2 separate regions of the Mus musculus genome follow, and region 2 is linked to region 1. A link is a loop called in an ENCODE intact Hi-C map of the cell type or tissue named here. Cell type or tissue: gastrocnemius. All regions are shown on one strand. Links, peaks and the distances in the headings refer to the core of each region. The heading gives the core; the rest is flanking DNA.

What was found. Peaks named below come from ENCODE experiments on the same cell type or tissue, not always from the same donor. Only the 100,000 strongest peaks of a DNase experiment are listed, where the experiment ranks them.
Region 2: it touches region 1 in a loop (2.3-fold over the local background); 12 of 42 quality-filtered maps call a loop at or near these places.

The regions. Positions count from the first base shown.
Region 1 is chrX:101,813,231-101,825,549 of GRCm38, reverse strand. It overlaps Gm3858 and the pseudogene H3f3a-ps1. Among named protein-coding and RNA genes, the nearest start is that of 8030474K03Rik, 25 kb to the right of the region's middle. In gastrocnemius, for the core only: a CTCF peak has its summit at 6,184 (motif pointing right); a DNase peak (open chromatin) is centred at 6,191.
Region 2 is chrX:101,920,297-101,932,615 of GRCm38, reverse strand. The region is part of intron 1 of Nhsl2 (NHS-like 2); the gene reads right to left. Among named protein-coding and RNA genes, the nearest start is that of Gm25828, 14 kb to the right of the region's middle. In gastrocnemius, for the core only: no CTCF peak of the experiment used is centred there; DNase peaks (open chromatin) are centred at 2,118, 3,217 and 5,126.

The sequences.
Region 1 (12,319 bases), core at 2,196-10,195:
GGCACAGGGGAAATTTTCCTGAACAGAACACCAACGGTTTATGCTCTAAAATCAAGAATTGACAAATGGGACCTCATAAAACTGCAAAGCTTCTGTAAGGCAAAGGACACTGTCAATAGGACAAAACAGCAACCAACAGATTAGAAAAGGATCTTTACCAATCCTACATCCAATAGAAGACTTATATTCAATATATACAAAGAACTCAAGAAGTTAGACTTCAGAGAACCAAATAACCCTATTTTTATTTTTATTTTTATTTTTTTTTTGCTGTCAATAAGAAATTTACTTATTTTTAAAAAATCCAAATGCTGGCATTGTCCAGAAAATTTTAACAGGTTTATTTATAATTGTTATAAAGTTGAACTGTTGAAATGTGTTCACTGAAACATTTTGCTTGCATTAATGCTTTCCATCTTGCATTTATATTAAAAATTCACACACAAATGAACGTGGAGAAACGCCAATACCTGATTCTGTCCCCTATGTTTCCACTCGCAATCATATACTTAGGTACCTTTGACCCCATGGAAAAAATATCTAACATTCAGAACTACTGATAACAGGAAGAAGAGGAAAAAAAAATTTTTTTGAGAATGAAATGTTTCCCCTCATAGTGGACTCTTAAGCACGTTCTCTGCGTATGCGGCATGCTAGCTGGATATCTTTTGGCATAATTGTTACACGTTTGGCATGGATAGCACACAGATTGGTATCTTCAAAAAGACCAACCAGATAGGCCTCACTTGCCTCCTGCAAAGCACCAATAGCTGCACTCTGGAAGCGCAGATCTGTTTTGAAGTCCTGAGCAATTTCTCGCACCAGACGCTGAAAGGGAAGCTTGCGGATCAGAAGTTCAGTGGACTTCTGATAGCGTCTGATTTCACGGAGTGCCACAGTACCAGGCCTGTAACGATGAGGTTTCTTCACCCCTCCAGTAGAGGGCGCACTCTTGCGAGCGGCTTTTGTAGCCAGTTTTTTCCTGGGTGCTTTACCACCGGTGGATTTGTGGGCAGTCTGCTTTGTACGAGCCATGGTATGGACACCTCCTTACTTACCCCCCTTCTCCTTCGGCTGGAGCTCGGCAAGCGAGAGGCGGCGCTGGCGTTGGAGAGCGGTGGCGGCCATAACCCTATTTTTAAAATGGGGAACACAGCTAAACAGTAAATTCTCAAATGAGGAAACTCAAAGAGCTGAGAAGCACCTAAAGAAATGTGCAATATCCTTAGTATCAGGGAAATGCAAATCAAAACGACCCTGAAATTCCATCTCACACCAGTCAGAATGGCTAAAATCAAAAACTCAGGTGACAGCAGGTGCTGGCAAGGATGTGGAGAAAGAGGAACACTCCTCCATTGCTGGTGGGATTGCAAGCTGGTACAACCAATGTGGAAATCAGTTTGGAGTTTCCTCAGAAAATTGGACATAGTTCGACTAGAAGATCCAGCAATACCACTCCTGGGCATATACCCAGAAGATACTCCAACATGTACTAAGGACACATGCTTCACTATGTTCATAGCCTCCATATTTATAATAGCCAGAAGCTGGAAAGAACCCAGATGCCCCTCAACAGAGGAATGGATATAGAAAATGTGGCACATTTACACAATGGAGTACTACTCAGCTATTAAAACAATGACTTCATGAAATTCACAGGCAAATGGATGGAACTTGAAAATATCTTGAGTGAGGTAACTCAGTCACAAAGGAACAAACACAGTATGTACTCACTGATAAGTGGATATTAGCCCAAGAGTTCGGAATACCCAAGATTCAATTCACAGACCTAAAAAGAAGGAAAGCCTAAGAAGAAGGAAGACCAAGATGCTTCAGTGCTTCTTAGAAAGGTGAACAAAATACTCACAGGAGGAAATATGGAGACAAAGTGTGGAGCAGAAACTGAAGGAAAGGCCGTTTCAGAGACTGCCCCACCTGGGGATCCACCCCATATACAGCCACCAAACCGGGACATTATTGTGGATGCTGGGAAATGCTTGCTGATGGAAGGCTGATATGGCTGTCTCCTGAGAGGCTCTGGTAGAGCCTGACAAATACAGAGGCAGAAGCTCAAAGCCAACCATTGGACTGAGCTCAGAGGTCCCCAATGGAGGAGTTGGAGAAGTGACTAAAGGAGCTGAAGGGGGTTGAAGTCCCATGGAGGGAAGGAACAGTGTCAACAGGCCAGACCGCCCCTCCACTCCCAGAGCTCCCGGGAACTGGACCACCAAACAAAGAATACACATGGAGGGACCCATGGCTCCAGCCACATATGTGGCAAAGGATGGCCTAGTCCGGCATCATGGAAGGAGAGGCTCTTGAGCCTGAGGGGGTACGATGTCCCAGTGTAGGGGAATACCAGAGCAGGAAGATGGGAGTGAGTGTGTGGGGGAGCACTTTCATAGAGACACGGGGAGGAGGGGGCTTCTGAGGGGGGAGACATGGAAAGGGGAAAACATTTGAAATGTTTTATTGAATTTATTTATATTTAAAGCATTTGAAATGTTTTATTGAATTTATTTATAGAAAGAAAGAAAGGAAGGAAGAAAGAAAGAAAGAGAGAGAGAGAGAGAGAGAGAGAGAGAGAGAGAAAGGGAGGGAGGGAGAGAGAGAGAGAGAGAGCAAGCAAGCAGCAATAAGTAGTTACCGAAACCTAAGAGATGTCTTGACATGGATGTAAGTTTTATCTGAGTGCTTAGAAAATTGTAAGGCATCTAGTGAATGTGATGTGATTTGTGTTCCTCTGATCCTGCTAACTTACCCACCCAAGGCACTGCCCTCTTCTAGCTTCGCCTCCCACCTCAGAAGAGGGCAGACTACAAGCTTGAGCCTCACCTACCCGTTAAAGCTGTTTTGTGTTTGCAAACCTGGTATGTGAACACTGACTTCAGTTTGAAGCTTCACAATCAGTGACACTAAATGTTTTGGTTCTATACCAAGGAGATTCCCTCCTCACTGTCTTAACTCGGGGTGAGGGTGGGATGGGGTCTGGTAGAAGTGGGAAAATTGCAACCTCCCAACACAGTGTTATGGGTACATGGCTGCTTACAATCATAGTTGCCATCTCTGTAGCCTGTGGCTCACAATCTTCTATGTTTCTGCCCCTTCTTCGGAGCACTGATCAGTGGCCATGGGCTTCTCTGCCCAATGTCCTGTTGAGCAGGAGGTCTGTCTATGGAACAAAGGTTCCCAAACCCTTTCTATGTTGAATGCTCCACAGGTGTCATGACACTGAATCTTCACAAGTCCGTGGCCTATGTGTGGTTATTTTCTCCACTTTGCACTTTTACATGGGGAAGAGTCTCAGAGGGTGCAGGTCTCCTTCCATGGTAGGTGTCTGGCCAGAGGAGGCAGACTGAACCACAACCTCAAGGTTCCACCCACATAACCACACCTCCCACCCAATCCCATTTCCTCACACCCCCAATGCCCCCACACCCATCCATAGGCTTAGACTAGCCAGGATAAGAATTCCAAACAACCAAGAATCCTTATTCTTATTGGCTAGGGTCTGTAAGATGGCCCAACAAGGATCGATCTGATTGGTTGAGGATAGGCCAATGAGAAGGCCACATGAGGACACCAAGGCACTAGAAGGTTCTCCTTGTTTGTGTTTAGAGCTAGTGTGGGTGGTGTCTATAGTGACGGTATCTCTGAAGGCCCAGCTAGTCTAGGTGAGACTAGGGTATCCCTTGAACCTACAGGCCAGACCATGTAGACTAGCACTGAAAATATGAGCTGCAATAAGGAGGGGGCAGTTGAAGAAGTAAGTTTAGACCCTGAGGATGGGGAAGCTACTAACACCTGTTTGGATGGCCCCTGCTCACTGCAGGATCTCAACCTGGACCCTGATATGGGATCTCACATAAGTGAGAATGAGGTCAAGACTGAGGACAACTCTGAGTTTGACTCAGGGTCCAAGCTACAGGCACTAGAATCGGGAATGGTGGACCTCCAGGATCACGGAGAGCAGCCCGTCTCGTCAGCCAGAGACGAAGGGGATCTTATGGACTGCTTGCCTCCTGACAGTAACAAGGTTGAGGATAAGGTGCAACAGCCAACCGACCAAATGAGCCAGGATGTTAGAAGCCACTCATCCCCAAAAAGCTGTGCCACCCAACAGTCTACTACTTGGGCAGATACAGTGGCAGACTGCAGCAGAAGAAACAGGCTGGGCAAGAGGTTGGGAGATGTAAAGCAGGCTTCTATGGCCCCAGTCCAACACTGTGGGCCCAAAGGAGGCAGGGCCTGCAGGACAAAAAAGAAAAAGAAAGTCATCAAGAGTAAGAAAACAATCCCTGAGGATATCCAAGACCCAGCGTCTGACCCCGACTCATCATCAGATGAATATAATGAGATGCATGTGATGAGGGTGACCATTTGCTTCAAGAATGGAGGACATATCATAACTGGCAATGCTATGGCTCCTGAAGACAAAACCAGAAAAAGAAATGTCCAACTCAGGGGCAATTTTCATCATATGACTGGCTCTCTGCGTATGTCTGCTCCCAAGGGCCATATGTTGGGCATAGGAAAGCTAGGGGCCTCTTGTTCTAACAGAAAAGCATCTGTGTTCAGAGGCAAGGAACAGAGTAGGCCTCCTTACCCAGGAGCTGCTGTGGGTGTGCTGAGGAAGGCCAGTCCTAAAAAGAAATCAGCCCAGGAGAAGAAACCCCTACAGGATATCCCAAGAGCCACTGGGCGAAGACCTGTCCCACTGTGGGGGCAGAGACCCAAGGCAGCTCCTGTGGAAGTACCCACCTTTCCTCCAATAAACAGCGTCCCTACACTTGAGAGTTCTAAGAAGCATGACACAACACCCCTAGAGGCCACCGAATTTACACATGGTACATCCAGAAAGAGAGCAGTAGCAAAGAATACAAGGGAAACCCTGCCAGTGGCCAGAGAAGACAGGGGCCTTGAGTGTAAAGACACCATGAAGAATTCGACAGTGATGACCCAAACATCAGAGTCCTCCAAGGTTAAGGAAATTGACCATGCCCAAGTAAGTAGACTAACCTTCTTCCTCCTCTCACCCTGGCCTTTCCCTCCCCAGCATATACATTTTCACTGCTGCCCCTGCCCCTGCCCCTGCCCCTGCCCCTGCCCCTGCCCCTGCCCCTGCCCCTGCCCCTGCCCATGCCCATGCCTTGGCTTGGGAAGTTGTCAGTGGACACTCATCCTGATTAGGATGTCTAGTGTGGAGTCCTGGTGGTAAGTAAGGGTGGATATCAAGGGAGCCTCAGTTAGGGGTTGCTTCCTGTTCCCTTCCCTGTGCATTTCCTCTCTCTAACCAGGTCTGGGGAGGGAAATGTGTCTGGCTGTCAGTTTGGGTGGTTGCTGTCCAGAGAGCCCCTACAGTGTGGGCTGAACAACTTGAGCATGTAGCCAGTCCTGAGGGCCTCCTGGCTCCTCCCTGGCTCCTCCCCAAGGAAGCCAGGCCAGGACCTGAGGCTTTTCAGTGTCTGTGGGCTCCTTCCTGGCTGAGCTCTGCCTCCTGAGCTGAGGGTGACTGAGGACAGGAGGTGCAGAAGGGATGAGCCTCCCAAGCCTCCATTTTGTTACCCCCTTTCCCTCAGCCCCTCAACAACATATACTCAGTGATAAGTATTTTGTGTGTGAGGTTCCACCACACAGGGCAGAGCAGCCTTCCGTGTGCATGCATCGTGGAGAAATGAGCAGTGGAGACTCCAACACCAGAGCCCCTCAAGTTCCAGCAGATTCCCAGCTTGTGGCCCCGAGCCAGGGAGGCACCGGCACCAGCCCCAGCCCCAGCCCCAGCCCCAGCCCCAGAGCATCTGCACCCCATGGTGAGTCTTTGGGGTTTGAGAGCAGTGGGGGAGAGGAGAGACACTTCAGGTTCTGTCGCTGGGGATTTGGAGCCTTGTTTCTGGCCTTCCCTCTCTAGGCACAGCCCACAGGAGACTGGGCATAGGCAGGCCATGTTCTCAAAAAGTGGGATTGTGCTTTAAACAGTGGGACAACTCTTAACTCTTAGAAGCTGACTTACAGCACCCAAATCCTTTTCTGGTGCTGGGCTCCTCTCAGGTCCTGGCTGTGGGTATGGCCCTACTAATGCCAACCCAGGGCCAAATTGCTAGGGCCCACAGAGCCTCCTTCTCTGGCCAACAGGAAAGCCAGAGCTAGGTGGAGCTGAGGAACCAAGAAATACAAGTTGCTTCCAGCAGAGGGTGATATTGCCTCATTTTAGACCTCCCCAGACCCTTCCCACCTGGATCCCAGGCCTGGGTGCTGCATACTGTGTTCTCTTTCAGGTGACCAAGATCGATCTGTGGTTCCCCCACTCCCTGTTGGGGAGAAGCAGCATCAAGCACCAGGGATACTGGGATGTCAGCAGGTAAAGCTTCCTTAGCTCCTAGAAATGACAGCCCTAGATAGATAATAAGCCGAGTGCCCAAACTAGCTTTGCTCCTGTGCCCACTCACTCCCCACACTCCAAAGAGAGAGGGTACCTCCTTTTTGCTCAGGATTCTGAGTTAGTCTTGCCACAGGACTGTGGGGGTGGGATCTATAAGGACGGGGAAGAATGTAAATGGAGCAGAGAGGAGGCCAAGACATTGAATGCTAATCTTTTTCCCCCTCCTTTGTCTTCTGGGTTAGTGTACTTTGCTTGAGAAAGAAGCATGCAGGCTGAGAAAACAACTAGGTACAGCTGACCTTGGGCAGGGATGGGTGAGGGCAGGGGCAGAGGGAGGTATTCGGGTACTGGGACCTAGGGAAGACTAGCCTACCTGTGGGAAGGCAATGCCAAGCAAGTCAGACCATGAGTCCTCTGTACATTGACAGTTAGGGCATGCACCAAGAACTGTGTATGTCTGCTCTCCCACATGCTCTGCCAAGTGCCTGCCCACACTGTTGTCCTGTAGAGGACATTTCCACATGGAGTTCAGTAATGGGTGGAGGCATCAATTCCAGGGCTTTTTGGAAATGGGCTGAGAGGCAAATTGCTGGTTAGGGATTCTCTGTGGTTAGAAGTGGGAAGGGTGGTTGAATCCTCTGTGTGTGTGTGTGTGTGTGTGTGTGTGTGTGTGTGTGTGTGTGTGTCTGGAATACCCATTTGTGCCTCCTGTGTTTCAGCGGTCATTCGGGCCCTCAACAAAAGGTTCCAGAATCTTTGAAGCGAATGTTCTGCTATCCACAGTCCTTTCCACGGAAACCTGGGCCTGGCCTGACTATTCTGCCTGAATGCTTGGACCCAGAATCCCTTAAGGAGAGGACAGACTACTCCGACCCAGGATCCCAAAGCTGTCCCTGCTTATTCCTTTTCCTTATTCTACAGCCAGAGCCACCTTTATGCCCCTGTTTTTGCCCCATGTGTCCCGGTAACAGATATTGCACGTAAAAGTAGTTTCCCTGTGTTTTGTTCTTTCTGCTTTTGTGGAAGCTGGGGTACAGAAATGGATGGGGAACTGTTCCTTTAACCTGGGCTAAGCACTTCTGCTTCTGAGCAGGTGCCTTGCACTCAAGTTTAGCCCTGTGCACTGGGTTTGGATTCTGTGAGGTGAGGCCTGGCCCACCCAACATTTCCACCCTTCCACACTGTCTCTGTCCCTTCCCTGACTGCTCTCCTTCTCTGGGACAGTCATAGGACCCATTTTTGCCTGCTGTTCCTTGAATTCAACAGGAACTTCTGAGCCCTTACTTAGGACTAAAAGGGGTGTCTTATCTTATGGATCATTTCAGCAGACATTAAGGTATCATTTGGATTGATCTTATCTCTTCCCTGGGCTCCATCCTTTCTGGCTCATCCTCTCTTAGCATCACACTAGGGGAGGACCCAACATTTGCACATTATTCTTAGGCTGCTGCATAGTTTCCATATCCTCTGATTATCCCTGATCCAAAATCACCCTGGTGGGCAGAGGAGCACAACAGAGCTGGAGGAACGCACTATGGGGACATGGGTTGGAGGGAAACAAGTTCACCTGTTCACCTCTGGAGCTGAAGATGGTGGTGGGAGTCTGTAAGTGGCTCCACTGAGCCAACCTGGAGGGACTGCTCACTAGCAGCTTAATGGAGGGTCAGGGACCAGAGCCACCACATCCTCTCATCCTGACCAGCCAACTGCCTTTCTCCTGCTCTCATTGATTGCTAAGACGATGCATCCACTCATGCAACGATGGCAGCCGCATGCAGCTTTTGACTTCCTGTGTGGTACAAGTTTTTCTGGAGGTGATACTTATCCCCAGGTCTGCCACTTGAGGTCACAGGACCTCTACCTGAGCCCCATGTTCTGAAGTTACCATCACAGACAGTTGGGAGGTTTTTGTGCCTTGAGCCAGGTCCCAAAACCAGGCAAGACCAACACCAGGAGAGGGAGACCATGCCTGACACTGCCTGAATGGCCCAGAGACCTAGGATAGAAACAAACATGACTGGAAAAGAAATAGTCAATAAAATGATTCCTAATTATATTCTGCTATACGCATAGATTAATGACGAACCCAACCGTCATCAGAGAGGCTTTATCACAGTCAAACTTTAGGTTGGGCTCCAGGAACTGCACAGAAGAGGGACAGGCAGCGGGGAGGAAGGATTATAGGAATCAGAGAGGCTGAGGATATCTGGAGAACACAGCCCACAGAACCAACTAAGTTCATAGGGACTCATAGACACTGAAGTAACAATCAGGGAAGCTGCATGAATCTGAGCTAGATCATCTGCCTGTATGTTGTATAGCTTGGTGTCCTTGTGTAACACCTAACAGTGGGAGTGGGGCTGTCTCTGACTGTTTTGCCTGTTCTTGGGTCCTTTTCCTCCTACCGTCTTATTCTAACGGATATTGAATATTATTTCAAGGTGTTTTATAGATGTTATTCTATCTCTCAGTATAGTTAACATGGAAGGAAGGGTGTGACACACACACAGTGAAAACCTGTGTGACATTGAAGCTGCTTGTGGAGCCAAAGAACTACTTGATATTTTCTAGCCACAAGACAGCAGATTTAAGGGCATCTAATCTTTAAAGGTTTTGTTGTTTGTTTGTTTGTTTGTTTGTTTGTTTAGACAGGGTGTTACTATTTACTTTGGCTGTCTTGGAACTCAATATGTAGACCAGGCTGGCCCCAACCTCACAGCCACCTGTCTCTGCCTCCCAAATGCTATAATTGAAGCTGTGGGCCACCATACTCAGCCCTCTTTTAAAGATTTATTGTTCAGTATGGTGGTTTGATTGAAAATGGCCCCCACAGGCTCACAAGCAGTGGTACTATTGGGAGGTGTGGCTTTGTTGGAGTAGGTGTGGCCTTGTTGGAGGAAGTATGTCACTGGTGGAGGGAGGCTTTAAGGTTTTAGAAGCACCAGCCAGGCCCACTGTCACTCATTCTTCCTGCTACCTGCTGATCCAGATGTAGAACTCTAAGCTACCTCTCCAGCACATTGCAGCCTGTATGCTGCCATGATCCTGCCATGATGATAATGGACTAAATATCTGAATTGTAAGCCAGTCTTAATTAAATTCTTTCCTTTATAAGAGTTGCCTTAGTCATGGTATCTCCTCACAGCAATAGAAATCCTAATTAAGACAATCAGTATGGGTTTGTTTTTGTAACTCACTAACAGTATTTTAAAGATAGGAATTTATAGTTATTGCAGTTTGAATAGGCCCACTGCTGTGTGGCAGCATTGCAACAATGGCTATGGCAGATATAATAGTGACAATCATCATTCCAATGACTTTTTGTACATATATATCCAAGGGCATAATTACATTATTATTATAAAGTAGATCCCCCATGACATGGGTGAGCCAGATTAACAAGAATCTAGGCAGGGACTTGCTGCCTAAGAATTAATATAGAAGAAATTTTCAACTTTGTGACATTGTGTTGAGTTAGGCAAGGTGTGAGTCATCTAAGGGACAGAGTCACAGTATAATGAGAAGTTTGGTAAGTGGGGTGAGAATTAGAAGTGACAGCTAGAATATAAGGTTTGGAAGTATAGATCATAACATGAGTCTCACTTTTGTTCCCATAGCCAGCTGTGCCCCCATTTTAGAGGGCTAGTACGTTCCCTTCTCTAGCAACCTAGGAAAAAGAGGAAGTGTCAAACACCAGGGCAGATTTGAGTAGAATAGTAGAAAGGTTTTGTGGGGATGGTGCATAGGTCCAGCAAACCCTGGCTCCCAATGTAGCATGTTAAGGCATGGCATACTCCCGTGATTTAACACTAGAAGGAATCAAATTTAGATTACCAGGCTGCCAATTTTCTAACACTTTTTGTTTGTTTGTTCTTTTGTTTTTCAAGACAGGCTTTCTCTGTGTAGCCCTGGCTATCCTAGAACTTACTCTATAGACCATGCTGTCCTTGAACTAAGAGATTTGCTTGTCTCTGCCTCTGCTTCTGTCTCTGCTTCTGCCTCCTTAGTGCTGGGATTAAAGGTGTGTGCCACCACCACCTGGCTCTAACACTTCTTCAGGTAATATTTCTTATTCATAGTTAGGTGAGTACAAATATCCAAAACAGGAATAGGATAAGAGTGCTCTTTTAGGATTGAGTGAAGGCATTTAGGCTTTGTTTTTATGGAACTGGGGTAACCAGGGAACCTAATTGCCTGACTAAAGTATAGATGGATTATATCTATCATCTGGTCTTAGGATTTATTTTGATATAGGAGATTCATATTCCATTGTGGTTACCCATAAGTGCAAAACAGACTTGATATGGTAGGAAGACACATAGGGACATCTGTAGAGTAAAATATACCTATTTTTTTCCCAAGGGAACCCATGGAATTTGTTTAGAGGAACCTGTAAATAATCTTGTAACTGGATAAGGGGGCCATATGGAAAAAGATAGTATTTCCAGTGGCCACTGTGTTTAGCAGAGTTTCAAGTTCAGGCTAGATCATTGGTCTAATATTGGGCCTGTCATATGTGATTGTCCTCTGAGATGAGCAAGTGTCATTTGGAGACATTCAGCTATGTCCCCTTGCACAAGATCACCCCAGCTGTGCTTCTTGACAGTTTGTCCCCCAACCCAGTATCCAACTGTTCCCTACAAATTGATAACTCCAAACATGGCCTGGAGGAGGGGACAGTGTATACAAAGGCCAGGGCTTCATTTTTGTGGCTATGGGAAAGCCCTCATTCTTTCTGGGTTAGCCTTTAGGTGAAGAGTACCCACACCACCTTAAGTAACCTCTCACATATGCTCTGAAAGGAAGCCTAATAACCCATTGCCTCCTGTTATTGTTATTCTTCTATTGCTTTCATAATATGCTAAGACCAAGGCAACATAAAGAAGAAAGGATCCATTTGGGGCTTACTATTTCAGAGAGGTGCAGTCCATGATTGTTGGAACAAAGGCATGAGGGCTAGAAGAGCTGAGAGTTTACATTTTGATGCACATGTAGCAGGCAGAGAGAGAAAATGACAAACTAAAAATGATTTGAGTCTTTTGAAACCTCAAAGTCTGCCCCCAGGGACATACTTCCTCCCAATCTTTCCCAAATAGTTCCACCAACTGAGGACCAAGGACTCAAACATATGAGCATTTTGGAGCCATTGTCACTCAAACCACCACAGTTCCCCCAGAGTGAACATGGGGGAATCGAGCCTTAGTTTGCTGTTGGGGCCTTTGAAGGAGGAGTAGACTTTACTTACTTCTCCCCTGGGAAGGGATTTTAGCCATAGGGCCCCAGTATCTGTGTAAAGCTAAAGCAAGAGGAGACAGGAAAGTAAAGAGAGTTCAGTGGATTACCTTATGGAATTGAGAGAGGTTGTAGCAATCGTAGCAAAAAAAAAAAAAAAAAAAAGATCTTTCCAGGATTTTTTTCAGACCCACTGTTCTGAAATTTCTGATACACTGATCAGGTTTTGGACACTTGTCCATATCAATAGCGGGTAGGAGGCTGAAGTTATTGGTAGTATTCACATCATCTTGCAGAAGTAAATCCCTGGCAATGGAGTTTTCAACATGAGGTTGAAGTTCAGGAGAGGGCCTGGGTCCCTCTTCTGTTGTTCAGTTGTTGTCTTCTGGGGCCACCTCATTGTACAGCTTTATGAGTAATGCTGGGATCCAGGGAGGGTCTGGAGGAGAAAGCATAGATGTGGAGCCTTGGCCCCAATAATGAAGGGAACAGGACCCAGCCATTGGTTGGGCCCTTGAGAAATTTTATATAAAATCACAGGTTGGGGTAAAAACTTCTTGCTTCTTGTGATGTTGCTTCTTGCTTTTTTCTTCAGGTGTTGGGAAGGCATGAGGTGGAATTAAGAGGAACAGTTTTAAAAGTCTTAAGTATAAATTGTTTTGGCAACTTGCTCCTGAACAGTTGATACTTTACCCCCTTTTTTGTTTA
Region 2 (12,319 bases), core at 1,577-9,576, 110 kb before region 1:
CGTCCCTGCCTGCCCTGTAGCCTTTCAGCTGGCTCCCTGCTGCCTTCAGAGGGAAAATGGCCAGGATGCACATCATGGCCCACCAGGCCCCAAAAGATTCGCCTCACTTCCTGCCGCTCCCAGCTCTCCATTCCTTTACACACCCATCACAGGGCTGCCCGCCAACGCCTGAGCATGCCATTGCCTTCCAGAATGCTCGGCATCTGCCCAAGGTTTCTCAGGCCAGGAAAGCCCTGTGTGTTCCTCAGCTGGGTTCTCTTCACTTTCATCCTGTTGGTCCTGGCGATGTCTCCTTCCTCTATTTCCAGCCTCAGGGCTGCCCCTCTCAGGGAGCTCTTCTCTGCTTCTCTCCCCAATAGACTAGCTATTTCTTAAAGGCAAGTATTGTTTTTTTATTTCTTCATCTATGCAACCCAGCACTGCCCTTGCCAATGAAGTTAATGAAGGTTTGTTGAAAGCCAGGCCTGATGGTGTGTGGCAGTAATCCCATCCACACATGAGGCCGAAGTGGGATGATCGTTGGGTCCAGAAGTTCAAGACCAACTTATACAACACACTGCTTTTATTCACCCTTTCCTTTGCTTTCCTTTGCTTTCAAAACAATCTCACTACATAACCCAGGCTGGCTTCAAACTTGCAACCCTCTTGCCTCAGCCTCCCCAGTGCTAGGACTACAGGTATATGTGAGACATGGTCTCTTTATAAAGTTAATTGAATGAATGAATAAATCAATGAATAAATATTCAACTGCATTTCAGTAGCAACACTAAGGATTGAATTAAAAAGTGCTTATTTGGGGCTGGTGAGATGGTTCAGTGGGTAAGAGCACTGACTGCTCTTCCAAAGGTCCTGAGTTCAAATTCCAGCAACCACATGGTGGCTTACAACCACCTGTAGTGAGATCTGATACCCTATTTTGCTGCATCTGAAGACAGCTACAGTGTACTTACTTATAATAATAAATAAATAAAATATTTTTTTAAAAAGGTTTTTTTTTTAAAGTGCTGATTTGTCTCAAGGAGCAGGGTTTAGAAGACCAAGAAAACAACTGGGGACAGGAGTGATAGCTTAGTGCTTACGAGTCCTTGCTGACTTCCAGAGGACCTAAGTCCACACTGGGGTGAGGGATGACTCATAATGTCCTGTAACTCCAGCTCCAGAGGATCTGATGCCCTTTTTGGGCCTCTTTGGGCACCCATACACACAGGGCATACTCTCCCCTACATTCACATAAATAAAAAATGTTTAAAGAAGAAAACAGTTCACTAAGCAAAAAGAATTCTCAGGGATGTGCGACCGAGTGCTGCTTTTCCCATCAGTCACCAACTGGCAGCACGGAGGTTGAATATGGCTCACAGATGCTTCGGGTTTGGCCTTCTTTCCCCTGCACAGTGTTTTCAAAAGTAATGTGAGGAGACTGGTGTTGTGGCTGCTCATACCACAAGCTGTCTCAGACTTGGCCGGCTCCTATTCAAATGCTACTTGCCAGGGCTGGGCTGGAGAGTGTGGTCCTGTATGCATCTGGTAGCATCCCCAGGCCAGGGCCCACTTGCTGGACCAAAGGCTTGCTGCTTAAAGGATGCTTGTCCTTAAATCACTCACATAGGACCCTCATAGAATGGATACCTTCACCATGGAGGTCTGGCCAGTTGCCTAGCAGCCAAAAGGATGAAGGGCCAAGTGCTGGCTAGCTTCTGTATCAAACCTTCTCAGGTATCCCTAGTAGGAAGTGATGGGAAAGATGGGCAGACTGCAGAGCCCGGGATTTCTCTGAACCCTTAGTGTGCTCTGAACTCTTAGTACTGAAAAGAAACAGTAGAGATCCCAGAATCCCTCACATAGCTCCTATCTCAGCAAGCAACTACATCCCAGCAAGCCACCTGGCCAGGCAGTGATAATATAGGCTTAGCTACAGAGGACCAGGTATATGTATGTCTGCAACTAAGATCTAGCTTCATGAACTGTCCGCACTCAGAGCCCCAGGAGGCCCTGAATGCACCAAGAATGGCACAGTTTGGTGTGTGGGTTTCTGTGGCTTCCGTTGAGCAAACTGCAAGTTAGCTGGAGGAGGCAAGGAAACCTCAGGGGGTCTGCCACTGCCAGACACAGGTCTGGTTGCCAGTTCCTGCTGCTCCTACCTATCTGACACTGGGCTCTCTGGCCTTGTCCCTAGCCATGCCGTCAGTGCCAGAGCGTTCTGGTTTCAAGCTGTTCAGAAGAAATCCACATGCCACAGCTACAGAGAGGTTCCCCAAACATGTCTCAAACATACACACATATACACATCGCACAACCCCAGTCATCCTCCAGTCGTGTTCCATCTCCACATATCCACCCTCCTTCATCTTCCCAATCTTTGGTCTTGGCCACGACTGAGCCTCGCCCAGCCAGCACCTATCATCCTTTAGCACCTGTGAAGCCTGACAGCCCCCACCATCTGAGTGCCCATTCCTTTTTGTGGGCCTCAATCCCAAGTGTATCACTCAGTGCCTGGTTGACATGAGTGGGCTGTAGTCACACAAAAGAAACCGTGCCCGAGAAGCATGTCAAAACATTTCCCCGGGACTTCGCAATGTGTGCCGTGAAGTTGCTTTGCAAAGTTTACCTTTTCCATTCTAGTTAATGTTGCCAAAGAGGACTATGGGAAACTTGTCTCCTTGAATTCATAAGCAAGCAGAGTAGGAAAGAACCGGGTTAGGGAGGCCAAGCATCAGTCTCCTTCCCTGGGAAGCACCCTGGAGTTGCTTCAGACCCATGAGACAGCTTAGTCAGACATGTGGGCCTTTCCCTTTTGCCACCCCTCTCTCCCATCCCTTTCCTAGCCACCATTTTGAAGCCCATGACTACCCACATGCAGGGTACTGGCCACTGTGATTCCCCAAAAGGACAGTCCTTCTCCAGCATTCATGCCAAGTTTAGGGCAGCTCTAACACAGTGTGTGCACTGCGGCTGTAGCTATCAGCAGTTCTGCTTTCCACCCAGTGCCTGACTATGGCTCCTGACGGGCCCACACACTCACCAGCATCTACTCAGTTCTCAGCCCTTCTTACCCAGATGCTGCCCCAAAAGAGTTGGGCTCCGTTGCTGCTGGAGCCGAGCTGCTGCCTTCCAGTTGCTGCTGTGTCTGTCTAACATCTCTAAGGGAGCTGTGCCCTGCTGGCCTATGGCCAGGCTGATTTGCAGCTCATGCAGCCCTTGGGACTGGTTAATGCCAAGGAACCAGTGGGGGAAATGCTTCCCTCATCTCCCTGTGCCCTCTGTGTGTGGCTCTGTGGAGTCCCTCCATAGATTGGGCCATATCCAGCACACACTCCCATTCAATACCCTGTCCTAGAGAGTACCCTGCCAGGCAACTTGGGCTAAATCCATACTTTGTGCTTCCAACCAATGCCCTCTGTATGCCCAGCTGGCTGCCAATGGCACACTGTGCTTGGTCCTTTCTGCACTGTAGACGGGCACCACTTGTGCTTGGGTATCTAAAAACAATCACTTTCAATGGAATATCATCTCCCTGTGCAGCTGACCACACAAGTCAGAAATACTACTGTTCTTTCCTGGGCTGTTTCAGGAAGCACGGTCAGTCGTGCCTGGCTGCTGGCTACTAGATGGCATTGCAAACCGCTTAAGCAAAGCACTAGCACGTTTCCTTTCAAAGCAGGTTAAACAAAATTCCAGCGTGCCAGAGTTAAAAGGGGGAGTAAACACAGTCTAATCCCAGCAGCACAAATGTAAATGCTTTCAGGCACTGAACAGCAAATGAAAATGATGGGGTGCGTCAGGGGAGGGGGGAAACAGGCTGGCACACTACACAACTAGAGCATGCATGTGCTGGACACAGGCATTTCAAATGGATTTCGTGTGTTCATCAACAAACACCTCTGTGGGCCACTCTGTCCTGAGTGTAAATTTGAGACTCTTGTGGAAGATTAGAAGCTCAGAAAATCAGAAGATTTATCCAAGGCTACTCATTCAGCCAGTGAAAGAGTCCCCTGCATAGCTATTTATCAAAATAAGTCAAATGACAGCTCTTTTACACACAAAGCCATGCAAGGTATTTTTTATGATCTTATTCGTAACACTGGGATGGAACCCATGGCCTTCCGTGTGGTAGATAAAGCACTCTACCACTGAGGCATAATCTAGTCCACGATGTCCTTGTCACACTCACCCTTTCGTGCTAACAAGTCCTGACCCTGTTACGTCCTAAGAAATCTCTGCAGCCCTAGTCCTAACCTGTACCGACATAGCTCGTCTGTCTTCAGGGAGCTCTCTATCCACCAGAGGATGCCAACAACTGGGCCAGGACTGGCTGAGTTCTTTGAACGGAGGCATTTGGATTTTATGATGTAAGATGCAGAGTAACCTTGGGAAAGTCCTCAGACAGCTGTTCTGTATGCAGATCCATCTCGCAGTGGTAACGAGATGAACTGGGGTCAGGCAGCAGGGTGGGAGGACTTTGGAGGTACGGTGCAGGTGGTAAGCCAGGGACCAAGAAGAAGGGCTGAAGCAAGGACGTGGAAAGACTGGGATGCAGGTAAGGTGGGTGGCAGGGGGGATGCCTAGAGTCTCAACAGAGGAAGAACCCTGGTTGTCCAGGGTTGAGGGAAGCAGATGGGTGTGGATATCCACATGCTTTTCTATGACAGTAGCATGAAGATGAATAAAAAGAAGCTAGATAGTTTTATTCTATCATGGCCTTTTCCACTCCGTATGGAAAACTGAGCCCAGGCCTTCTAACCTCTAGACTCTTATATGCCCGGAAGTGACCCCTGGGGGAATCCCACTCCGAGCCTCTGGTTGAAGTGGTCTGCCAATTTAACAGATACTAATCAAATAAATAACTAAAATACATTCTCCACCCCTGGCCTCTTTCTGTCCCCCACTCCAAAACAGCTCTGTGGGAAAGTTAGTTTGGGAATTTCCCACATGTGTCTATGACCGCAATGCCCGAGCAATGGTCTGAGTCAGCTATATAACCTTCAAAATTCAAAACTTGCTTCACATCCAGGCAGTATGACTGGGAGAGACATAGTGATGCTATCACATGGCCCCCAGTGTCACCTCAGACACCACCTGAGATTTCTGTGCTAGCCTCCAAAGGCCAAGCCCTAGGCCACAGGTAGAGAGGGAGGCCTGCCAAGGCATGCAGCTAAACTATCCATCTCAGCAAATGGCCCACTCCTTCCATCCCATGCCAGTGCAATTGCCTTCAGTTTCCTCTTAAGTTGCCCTTTCCTGTGCCCTCTGGTGAACGAGCCAAAATCGTTATGGGGTTCAAAAAAAAAAAAAAAAAGATAATGACTTTCAGTCCAAACTTTGGTCATAGAAAAGGAACTCAAAATGTTGTAAATGAAAGCGAAGCTGGAGGAATCATGGGCCTCTGGGAAAAGGATTGGGACTTTGTAGTTCAACTTTGGTTCAAATCCAGCTTGGGTCCCTACCAGATTTGTGGTTTGCTCACAGTTTTCTCACGTCTCAGATCACAATGATGTGATTCCCTTTTCAGGATTGCCACAAGGATTAAATAAGATGTATGCACAGCTCCTGACACTAGTGGATGCTCAGGAAAAACTAGCTCCATCCTTCATGTCTACTTTTAAGACCAAGTGCTTTTGAAAATTAGAACTAGGCAGGAGGGGTAGCTCACCCCTGAAATCCTGGCACTCAGGAGGTGGAAGCAGGAGAATCAGGAGTTCAAGGACATCCTTGGCTATATAGTAGGTTTGAGGCCAACCTGGACTACTGGAAACTTTATCTCGTAAACACTAGAATAAAATAAAATAAGAACCAAATGTGTTACTAAATGCTCCCTAGTGAGAGTTGGATGGAGAGAGAAAGGTACAGAGAAGGGGACCAGCATCTTATCTCATCAAGCAGGGGTTGAAAGGCAATTGATAACCAATGACAGGGACATAAAGGTGTTAGGATACTACAAACACTACTAGGGATGAAGAATGATGACAAATGATGCAATGGCATTACCTCCTCAGCCAGCTGGGCAGAAGTCAACAGATTGCTCCAAATGGTAAAGGAAAGAACAACAGTTGAAGAGGTTTATCTAGAAAAATGAAGAACTAAAATGTATAGCCTTGAAGAAACTTGGCTTGAAAAAGGCGGAAGAAAAAGGTTTGGTACCAGCTTCTTGCCATTGAGAAAATGGTCTAAACGCTAAGAGTGAGGCATAGTGGGGAGGTCTTAAGGCCATGCAGGAAGTGTTCTTGAAGGAGTTGTGAGACCCTTTTCTCTTCCTTTGTTTCCTTGACTTCTGACCATTCATGAGCTCCTTGGCTTTGCCCTGCACCCCTGCCATGTTTGACTGCCACAGGCCCTCAATAGTGAGGCCAATTGATCAAAGACACAACACCAAAACCATGCAGGGAAATAAATAAATGAATGATTGAATGAATGAATGAATAAATAAATAAATAAATAAATAAATAAATCTTTTTTGCTTTGTAAGTTGATTATCACATATATGTGTTGTAGCGATTGAAAACACATACCATCTAGTCAACCAATTAAAGTATATAATTCAGTGGACTTCAGTATGTTCAGAACTGTGTGGTCCTCTCACAATTTAACTTTAATATGCAAGGAAACCCCAAATTTATTTGTTAGTGCTCTATTTCCTTTCTCCTTTAGTCACTAGAAACCACTAGTCTATTCTGTCTCTATGGATTTGCCTCACCTGAGCACGTCTCATAAATGGAATCACTAAAAACCTGGAGGCTCTCCCTCAAACCTGGAGGCTCTCCCTCTGGCTTCTTCCACTTAGCACAATGTTTCTAAAGTTCGTTCATGTTACAGCACATATCTTTAATTCATTGGGGAGGGGGCTCTTTGTTGAGTTTAAGACAAGGTCTCATTCTGGTTTTGAGGCTGACCTTGAGCTCACTATATAGCCCAGGCTGGTCTCAAATTCATTGCTCTCTTCAGCCTCCTTTGTGCTGAGATTTAGCTATGTGTCACCATGTCTGACTTACTTCATTCCTTATAACTGAGTTCCATCATGTGGATTTGCTTCTCCACTCACATACCAAAGGAAATTTGTGCGATTTTCACTTTCTAGCTGTTATGCATGAGCACTATGAATATTTATGTAAAAGTTCTTATGTGAACACATACATTTATTTCTCTGGTATATCTACATGGAGAGTATCTAGATTATATGGTAACCTGGGTCATATGATTAATTTTTTTTCGGGGAAAAAACTGGGCTGTTTCTTACAGAGACTGCATTATTTCACATTCCTGTCAACAATGTCTGAGAGTGCTAATTGCTCCATATCTCTATCAACACTTTTTATTATCTATCTACTAGATTACCTCCATCCTGGGCTGGGCTGGGCTGGGCTGGGCTGGGGATGTGGTTCAACCATAGAGCTCCTGCTTAATGTGCACACGGCCCCAGGTTTAAACCCCAGTACCACAAAACCAAAAACAACACACAAAAAATCACAGTTGTCTTTTTCTCCTCTTCTCTCTTCACCTGTGCCCTTTCTCTCCTTCTCTCTCCCTCCCCTACCCCCTCTTTTCCCATAGTGACTTCCCTAGCCTTGGTCCTTGGGGCCAGTGAAGTCACCTACCAAAGAGCAGCTTCTTAATAAACCTGCCTGTAATATAATCTTGTGTGTGTGAAAGTGTGTGTGTGTGTGTGTGTGTGTGTGTGTGTGTGTGTGTGAGAGAGAGAGAGAGAGAGAGAGAGAGAGAGAGAGAGAGAGACCATAGTCATCTTATTAGGTGTGAGGTGGTACCTCATGTGGTTAAGACTCAAGTTTCTCAGCGGGCGGTGGTGGCGCACGCCTTTAATCCCAGCACTTGGGAGGCAGAGGCAGGTGGATTTCTGAGTTCGAGGCCAGCCAGGACAGCCAGGGCTACACAGAGAAACCCTGTCTCGAAAAACAAAAACAAACAGACAAACAAACAAACAAAAAGACTCAAGTTTCTCTCAAGGAAAATGATGTTGAATGTTTTGGGTTTTTTCGTGTTTGTTGCTCATTTGTGGATCTACTTTGAGTACAGACTATTTGGAATTTTTCTATTTTAAGCTGGTCATTTCTTTTATAGGTGTTTTGCTCGCATATATATATGTCTGTGTACCCTGTGTGTGCCTGGTACCTGTGGGGGCCAGAAGAGGGCATCAGAGACCCTGGAACTGGAGTTACAGAAGATTGTAGCTCAGGTTAACCTTCCATTTATGATTCTTCTGCTGTAGCCTGTCAACTGCTGGGATGATGGGCACGGGCCACCAACACTTAAACTAAACATATACATTCTTCTGAAACAAGATCTCATCATGTTGATGAGTAAGTGCCAGGCTGGTGTGGTATTTGCTCTGTACTCCAGTGTGGCCCCAAACTCTGCCTCCCTTTTCTTGCTAAGTGCTAGGATTATAAATAAATAAATAAATAAATAAGTAAATATGCACTACTGCTCTTGGCTTATACCTAATTTTAAAAGCAAGATTTAAAAATTAAAGTAAACTAATTGCAAAAGATGGTTTTGATCATGACATTTCTGCATACCCATAGACTGTTAATCACATTTGCCCCTCAGTATCCTATTTTATCTCTTTTCTCCACTCCCTAGATTATATCTTAATAGTCGTACTCTATTTTCATTTTGTCTTTATCTAGATTCCATATATGAGAGAAAAATATGTCACTCTCATCTTTCTGGGTTTGCCTTATTTCACTAAAGTGAAGATCGGGCGTTTCAGCCTTTGTCCTGCAAATAAATGACTTTCTTTTTCACGGCTGGATAATATTCCACTGTGTATATACACCAATTTTATTTTTATTTTAGTCACAGGACCTCATTGAGTGGATCAGACTTGCCTTCAACTCACTCTACAGCTCAGCTAGGTTTTGATCCTGTGCCATCTAGAGGCGTTTTTCTTACCCCTTAACTGTTTCTCTTCTGGGGTGAGTTAGCATTTTGGGAAGAAGCTTTCCACTTTGTTCATTGGGACAGTGGTCTGTAGTTTTGTTTTCGATGTGTCTTAAGATGCTTTGTTTTTATTCAGAATAATGAATGAGTCTGGAAGGATTCTTTCTTCCCCTTCATTTTTTTTTGAGTCATTTAAGTAAACTTGGTGTTAATTCTTTTAAAAGTCTGGAAGAATTCAGAAGTGAAAGAAGCCATCCGGCCGTGGGCTTTTCTTTGTTAGGAGAGCATCTCACTTTTCTCATTGTGGCCTTTGAAGCACATTTTTTTTCCTTTTGACAAAGTTCAATGTATCTAATTTTTTCTTTGTCACTTGCGCCTTTGGTGTCATATCTAAGAAGTCTATGCCAACTCAAGGTTATGAAGATTTAGGCTACCTTCTAAAACTTTAAAAGCTCTAGTTCTTACATGTGCATCTTTGATCAAGCCATTCTGAGTTAACTTTTGTACCTTTTACTCTGCCCCTCCCCTTCACATTCTTCTTCTTTTTACTTCTGGGATCCACACCCTGGTTACAGTGAAGAATGGAATCTACCTCTAGGTGGAGATGTGTTCTTGATTCCTCCCTTAAGAGCTAATTCAGTCAGTCAGGTCAAGAACACACCTAAGGCACCACTTTTAGAATGATGGGTTGGTTCACCATAAGGTGGTGTACCTTTCCTTTCTAGGATTCTCACCCTGCCTCAGGAAGGTGTAACTATTTTTTTTCTCTACTGTCTTTTCTTTTGGACGTTGGCCAGAGACCAAGTATGTCTTTAAACTCCCTGGTACTTTGGGCTTCCTTACTCTTTCTTTAAAGCTCCTCTCCCTAACATGTGGCTGCCCATTGTCACAGGTTGATCCCCATGCCAGTGCATTCTCAAATGACTGCTCCCCCCCCCCAATTCACTTCTCCACACTCCCCCCAAGGGCAGTTGTGAGATTTGAAGCTTGCCTACACTGGGATTTTCCTTTTAAGCTCCCTAACGCTTTGAGCTTCTTTACTCTTCTCTCCCTGTCACATGGCTGACCTCTATGTCAGCTTATCTCAAAGGCCATGACTTTTCCCCCTTTTCTTTTCCATTCTCCTCCTCCAGGCAAATGCAAGATTTACAGTTTCTCTGACCTGGGGCTTTTCTTTTAAAACTCTGATAAACTGTTCTTGAGCTTCCATTTGAATTCATTTTCAAATTTTTTTATTAACACAATTTCAAAAGGAGACTCTGACTTCCCTGGAATCATATGTTAGTCCCACCAAGACTTCCCAACATTTCCAGTAACACTTCTTTATTGCCCTTTAATGAGTTAATCAGCAGAGAAAATGAACTTGCTCCAGCATCATTAGACAGCATTATTTGGGTACTGGGATTAGATGAAATCATGATTCATAAAACCAGGAAATGTCATTGATTAGGACTCTGTTGGTACCTACCTACTGTGGTGGTTTGAATAACGATGTTTCCCATAGGCTCTGGCATCTAGATATTTGACCCCCCCGCCCCCGAGTTGGTGGCACTGTATGGTGAGGTGTGATCTTGTTGGAGGAATTACATCACTAAAGGTGTGCTGTGTGGTTTCAAATGTCTCCATATTCCCAGTTCACATTCTCTGTTTCTTGCTTATAGTTGGAGATGTGAGTTCTCAGTTCTTAGCTTCCAGCTTCAATCACCATTGTCGGTCCACGATGCCATGCTGTTTCAATCATTGTGGACACCTAACCCTCTGGAATCACAAGCCCAAATAATCCCTTCCTTCTGTATTTGCCTTGGTCATGGTGTTTTGTAACAGCAATAGAAAAGAAACACAGTAAACCTTCAAAGTGAGACGTAAACTTGTCTATGATACAGATCTCTCTCTCTCTCTCTCTCTCTCTCTCTCTCTCTCTCTCTCTCTCTGAGATAAGTTCTCAATATATCCCAGGTTGTTCTGGAACGCCCAGGCTACCCTTGAATTCTCAGCAATCTTCCTGACTTGGGTCCCCAAGTGCTAGGAATGCAGATGTGAGCCACCATGCTGAGCTACCTTTAGTGGGGTACTGAAATGGGTCACCCTGAACCAGTAACCTTCCAGAAATGGGAACTGAGTAACTGTGGGAGGTGTTCTTTCTACTACTTTCAGATATTTTTATTAGTTTAATTGTATGTGTATGTGTGATCCTTTTCTGGTGTGTCTGTATTTGAGCATAGCATGCTCACAGAAATCAGAAGACAGTATTGGATCTCCCAGAACAGGAGTTGCTGGCAGTTGTGAGCTACTATGTGAGTGCTGGGAACTGAACTTAGAGCCTCTGTAAGAGCAGAAGTGCTTTTAACTGCTGAGCCTTCCATCCAGCCCTGCTCCCAGGTTCTCGAAGAGAAAAAGAAAAAGCTGAGCATGGTGGCACATGCCTTTAATCTCAGCACTTGGGAGGCAGAGGCAGGCAGATTTCTGAGTTCGAGGCCAGCCTGGTCTATAGAGTAAGTTCCAGGACAGCCAGGGCGATACAGAGAAACCCTGTCTCAAAACAAACAAACAAAAAAACCAGAGAGAGAGAGAGAGAGAGAGAGAGAGAGAGAGAGAGAGAGAGAGAGAGAGAATAATTGGCAACATTTAAAAGTAAGACAGGGGCTGGAGAGATGGCTCAGCAGTTAAGAGTGCCGACTGTTCTTCTGAAGGTCCTGAGTTCAAGTCCCAGCAACCACATGGTGGCTCACAACCATCCACAATGAGATCTGATGCCCTCTTCTGGGGGTGTCTGAAAACAGCTACAGTGTACTTACATATAATAAGTAAATAAATCTTTTTTTTTAAAGTAAGACAGTTTACATTAATAACTGAGTTTCTTTCCTCTCTTCAACCAGAGGTTTGAGCAGCATCAAATGAGCATTTCAACAGGACAACACAGTGGGTGGGTCCAGCAGCAGGTTTTTCCTTGGACTCTGGGACATTCCACAGGACTGACTATGCCTACTTCTCTGTCATTTCAGTTGACTAGAGAAGAGCCCTACCTTTTATCGGGCTTCAAGCCTGGATTCTGGGGGGATGGGTATGGAAGGAATCCTGTTGTCTCTATAAAGAGCACTTGGGGCCAGGAGAAGAGAGAACAGAGTAGGCTGTTATGGAAAGAGGCCCAGAGTAAGCCTTGAGACAAATGGTATGATAAGGAAGGCCAAAGGTCAAGGAGGTGAGGTCATCATGGTGACCAGGCTGTTTAGAGAAGGAAGATTTACTGATGGAGGGAGAGTGGAAGGAGGGGAAGAGGGACTTGGAGAGAGACAGAGATGGAAAGGGAGGGACAGATAGCATGCAGGGAAGTAAGGAGGCAGTATCTAAATTCATGGTATTTTACAAAAAGCTGAGAGGCCCCACTGCAGATGTGCTGGGAAGCCGTGGGAGGAGAGGCTGTGTTTAGAAT